Regions from separate parts of the Mus musculus genome. Here region 1 is linked to region 2. A link is a contact called in ENCODE Hi-C or POLR2A ChIA-PET data. All regions are on one chromosome and are shown on one strand. Each heading gives the region's core, a stretch centred on a gene start or an enhancer-like site at or near the end of the contact. The rest is flanking DNA. Distances are from core to core; before and after follow the strand shown.

What was found. Hi-C counts contacts between places; a loop is a spot of excess contacts on that map. ChIA-PET counts read pairs that join two places held with the same protein, here RNA polymerase II (POLR2A).
Region 1: a loop to region 2 is called in a map of gastrocnemius, with 17 times the contacts of the local background. The contact joins the promoter of Bud31 here to the promoter of Zfp655 in region 2. A Hi-C loop is called at or near these places in 1 of 37 maps with a recorded cell type or tissue (gastrocnemius). POLR2A ChIA-PET finds 5 or more read pairs at or near these places in 1 of 5 experiments (embryonic stem cell).

Annotation. Positions count from the first base shown.
Region 1 is chr5:145,139,122-145,141,821 of GRCm38, forward strand. Bud31 (BUD31 homolog) reads left to right here and starts at 1,255. Exons shown (of 6, transcript NM_001310771.1): 1 at 1,255-1,321; 2 at 2,184-2,315. Pdap1 (PDGFA associated protein 1) reads right to left here and starts at 904. Exons shown (of 6, transcript NM_001033313.4): 1 at 846-904. The coding sequence starts at 858.
Region 2 is chr5:145,230,318-145,233,017 of GRCm38, forward strand. It overlaps Zfp655 (zinc finger protein 655), which reads left to right and starts at 1,425. Exons shown (of 4, transcript NM_028298.4): 1 at 1,425-1,514. It also overlaps Gm6287.

The DNA of each region.
Region 1 (2,700 bases), core at 5-2,504, 91 kb before region 2:
TCATCCAACTAAGCCTTATTAATACCCCTGTAGTTCAGATGAAGAAAACGAACTGGAAAAGTTTTGTTTGAGGCCACAGACTTAAGATGTGATATATCTGGTATTCAAACCCCTGATTCTAAGGGGTGAAACCAATGTACGATGGGAAACACTTGTTTTCTTGGTCTCTACACACAGTAATAGCTGAACATTTAGGGGCTGCGGGGCACTGGGCTGAGTACGTGGGCTACCTAGTTTATGCCTCTCTCATAACAGGAGGAAAATATAATCAATGTCCCCCACCCCAACCCCCTTTTTGGAAACGACAAAACCGGGACACAAAGAAGTTAGGCGACTGGCTCAGAAGCACATCCTTAGTGGCTACGGTGCAAGGAGAGAATCAGAGCCAGGTCCCACATCATCAAGTCAAGGTCTTATTATGAGGCAGGCGTGGCTCCTCAAAAGCTCCACAAAAGCCACATTTTATGCTCGAGGCAGCCAGGCACCGCACCAGCGCGGGACGCGGTGACTCAGTCTCCGGCCAGCCAAATGGGAGGACAAACTTCAGATGCTCCGGAGGCTTGGCCGAGACTCCTGGGTCCTGCTCTCCTCAAGGACAAGGACCCAGCACCCGTGAGTCTCCTCAAAAATCCCCGACGGAGAGGCCCTCAACCACTGTGGTCCTCGGCTTCCCAGGCAGGACAATTGAGCGTCGAGGCCCACGCATGGCTGGGAGGCGACGGGGATGGCCTCCTTCAGCGCGGATCTCTTAGAGGCCCCAGACCCGCGGGCTGAGGGGTCCGCGGCAGCCCGCCTACGGCCGCCACTAGAGAAGCCACGCGAACCACGCGCGCCCACCCCCTCACCTCCTTTAGGCATCTCGGCTCCGGCGGCTGCAGCGGCGGCGGCGGCGCCTCGAACTGACACCGGAACCGGAAACTCCTTGGAATCGACTTCTTCCGCCCGGCTTGGTTCCCTCTCCGCGCGCCACTGACGCCGCCACCGCCGCCACGGCTGCGAGGATCTGGGACCTCACACCGAGGCCGGGCTGTCTTGGGAGGTGCCTGAATTCCTGACCAGAATATGTACTGCCAGGAATCCGCGTTCCCCGGTGTCCCTGTCCGAGGAGACACGTAGCCGTGTGGGCCACCCCTACAGGAAGTGAGAGGAAAAGGGCCGTACGGTTTACGGAATTCTACAAAGGCAGCGCCAGGGACACCTAAGATGACGCAATCTCCGCGCGAGGTGGGCGGGGCCCCGCGAGGGCCTTATTCTGAAGAGTTTGTCGCCGGAGCGGAAGCCGTCAATAAAGAAGCAGCGGCCTTAGGTGCTTGAGTTTCCGGTGAGTGTTTCTCTGCTCGGTTCTCGAGTACCGTATCTTTGGCAATGGTTACGGGCAGGAGAGCTGTGTGAGCTGCTTATGCGGCAGAGGCTGGAGTCTCCGATGACTTGCACAGGGGATGGTAAACTTGGGGCTCGCTCTTTCTCTCTCTGCGTGTGTGTTTTTTTCCCACGTCGTTTTCTCTTCCGGGACCGTTTTCTGTCTAAACACCGCTTTTTTTCTCAGATGCTGCTCTTGAGTTTTCTGCCACTGTCCCTTCCGTAACTTCGCTCTTGTTCACCCCTTTTCCCGCTCTTCTACGTCTGTAAACAGCCCAACACAACACCTCTTTCCTCCTGATCCGATCGCCTCTTCGTTTTACCTCTCCCCGGCCCCGAGAGCCTCTCGGGTTGAGTCCTCCTAGGTCAGGAGAAAGTGATTCTCTAATCAGGCTGTGCGCCCTGGGAAGGGCTCAGAGTCAATCTATCTTTTAACGTAAGCGCTGGAAAAACCAGAGCAAAGACCACTGATGGGGAAGTCAGGAGCCTCTAATCTGTTAGACTCACTGGTTGTCAGCAATGTGACCCTGAGTCCACGTCTTAAGAGTTTTATTCTTAATTTATTAAATTGTTAAGAAGGGGTGTGGGAATAGGGGATTGTAAAGTGTCAGTCACCATACAGTGGATGGGACTAAAGACAGTTTTGAGCAGATGAGTCTGTTATGCTGATAGGTTACTCTTTGCCAGCTAGAAAGCTTTATGCAATCGGAAGAAGAAGAAAACAGCGTTTCTATTTAGATTTTGACTGGCCTGCTTTGTTGTTCTAAAAAGAGAGATTTTTGGCGGCTATTTAACGTGTGTAATCTACTGCTTTTATTCTACAGATGAGACAGAAGACTGCAGAAGAAAAGTGATCTCCCCCAGAGTCACAGAATAGTTGGTAAATCTGGACAAGAACACAGCTTTGTAACTGTGAAGACCAAGAATTTTTTTTATATTACTCTCAATACCCAAAGGTATTGTGCATTCCTTCTTTCCTTCCTTCCTTCTTTCCTTTCTCTGTCTTTCTCTCTTGCCTTCTCTATTTCTCTCTCTCTCCCTCTTACTGTCTGTCTTCCTTCCTCTTTCTTCCTTTCTTTTCTTTATTTCTTGACAGGGTCTTATGTAGTCTAGATTGGGCACAAGCTCACCATATACCCAAAACTGGCCTTGAACTCTCAATCCTTCTGGCCCCACCTCACACATGCTTGGAGAATGCGTGTGTGTCACAGTTCCCTTCTAGGGAAGCTGAGTAGCTGTTCTGGGCCTTCTGGAGAATGATCTACCATGGACATATGTTTTTCTCATGAGTGGTAGACAGCAATCCAAAGCAAAGGAAAAAATAGCTAGAGAGACTCGGGA
Region 2 (2,700 bases), core at 175-2,674:
TATACATAAAATAAATAAATCCTCAAAAAATTTTTTTTTGATCAGGGTGTATGTAGCCCCGGATAGTGTAGAACTCACTATGTAGACTAGTCTGGGAACTCACAGAGATCCACCTGTCAGGTATAGACCACCACATAGGCTACCACACCTGTTGTGGGCAGTTTTTTTTTCCCTTAAGATTTATTTTTATTTTGTGTGTGTATGTGTGTGCATATGTGTGCACTGTGCCAAATGTGTGACAGGAGCCCAAGAGAGACCATCCAACCCTCTGGATTTGGAGTTACACTGGTTGTGAGCCACCGTGGGAACTAGGAACTGAGCTCCGGTCCTTTGCAAGAACAGTTAGGGCTTTTACTTGGTAAGCCATTTCTCCAAGCCAAATAATTTTTTATATGTGTATCCTTTGCCTGCATGCATATATGTTCACCTGGGGTGGTCAGCGTCTCCCATGGTCAGAGGGCATTAGATCCACCTCTAGAACCTAGTGACAGGGTTGTTAGCCACAGTTTGAGTTCTGGGAACTTAGCGAACCTTTGTACTCTGGAAGTGCAACAGTGCTCTTCAACACTGAGCCACGTCTTCAGCCCTTGGGCAGTATTTTAAAATATTTGATTTATGTAGCAGTTGTTCCTAATACTAGATAATTATAAGATTGTAAATTACAAGATTCTGAGCTTCACTAATTTCCAGGGGAACAAAATTATGGGAGTCTTGGCTTTGCATCTACTATTGCAAAAATAGTTGAGATAATCAAGCTTGAGGAGAGATTTTTGTGTCACAGTTTCAAACAGTTCTCAGTTAAACTTGCTCCCTTTGTGTCTACAGTGAAGCTGCACACAGCGAAGAACTCCTGTTGGAAGAAGTTGCTCACCTCATGGTAGGCAAAGAATCAAACATGAAGGAAAGGGTGGGACTCAAAGTAGGGCCTGACAGGAAAATCTTGGTGACCTTGGGCGAATCCTCTTGGGGAAAACGTTTGTCCCTTCCAGGCAGGGCAACACCTAGTATGTCCCTTTCTGTGGGCAATTTGGGGTCAGGCACTTCCTAGGAGAAATAAAGCCGGACCAAACCAGTATTAGACACGAGGGTGGTATTTCATCTTCTGCTTAGGAATCCTCCTGCACGCTCTTGCGGCCCGGGAGGAGTCGGGAGTTCTTTCCCAACCTCTGTCGCCCTCCTGGTGTAAGATGCGCCCTAATCAGCAGGGAGGGCTGTGCGACCTCGAGAAAGCGAAGCACAACAGCAACTAAGGCCTTATCTAGCGATGCTGCGGACCCCACCCACGAGACCGCATCCCGTGTCCGTCAGCTGACAGCTCGACCCGGGACACCCTCACCCCTGCTCTTCATCCGGGAACCTCACCCGGGACCGCCCTCCCGTGGACTTCCGTCGCCGGAAGTGACGTAAGGCGTCAGCCTTCTGGCAGTCGAGAGAGTGGCCCCGGACAGGCTGGTGCAGCTGAGCGAGGAGCGCCTCCGTGACGGGACAGTCTCCAGGCCCGCCTCTCCACCTGGGTGAGTCCCGGGGAACCGTTGTCGCGTCGCCGTGGGAGCGACCGCTTGTTTGGCCCGCGGGGCGGACGCGCAGGAGGCGCCGCGTGCGGGCTGACGGCTGTTCCCGGAGCTGGGGCGCGCGGAAGGCCGGGCTCGCGGCCCTGTTTTCCCCTCTTCCCGGGTTCGTCGCGGAGCCCGGGGAGCCGGGGTGGCCCCGTGGTGCGAACCCAGTGGCCGGGCCCGGGTGGCAGCTCGGTCTTGTGGCCCGCTTCGCCCTCTGGGGACCGAACCTTTGCCCAAGAGAGAGGTAGGCGGAGGGTGGCTCTGGGCGAGGCCTGCGGACGGGCCGGGAGCCTGGCGGAGGGCGGTGGACGGTGGACGGTGGACGGAACCCGGGCTCGTCCTTGGATCTGAAGGACACCAGGCTCCTCGCAGCCCTCCCTCGTGCTGCGCGCAGGTGGCTCGACCAGCCTGCCCTAAGGGTCTGTCTCCTAAGTGAGTTGTATCATTATTCATCGGGGCCCATTGAGTAATGCAGAACGGCCTTACCGCTTACCACATGATTCCTAAGGGGCCTGCTTTTGAGAAAAACAATGAGTAATCTTATCTGGCGTGTTTCACTGGGTCTCAGCTTGAGCCTCTAAATTACTTAGGACGCTCCATGGAAAGGTTTACGCAGTTGTACTGTGTTGAAAAAAATTCTTTTAATGGTAGCTATTTTGTTGTTGTTGTTGTTGTTGTTGTTTTGGTTTGGGTTTTTAAAAGACAGCTTTGAGGCTAACCTTGAACTTCTGAACCTCCTGTCTAAATCTTCCGAGAGCTGGGATTACACGCCCAGCGATACACACACACACACACACACACACACACATATATTTTAAACCACAGATTTGGGATTGTTCAGTAGAGTCTGAGTAATATCGAATTCTTACACCTTCCTGTTTGGGTTTTAAGTTTTGAAACCGAATGGTACTCATGTTTGTTTTTTTGTGAAGGGGGAGGTTGTTATGGATTGAAGGTAGGGCCTTGTGCATACTAGGAAGTACTCTACCCTTAAATTACAGGCATCTCCTGCTTCTGTGTTTTTCTTTTTGTTTATTTTGGTAACTTTTTAGGTTTTAAACCCTTCTTGGGCCCTAATTACCATGCACTTTACTTAATTACATTTAGAGAAACTTAAGTCTGTGGACTGTGACAACTAAAATCT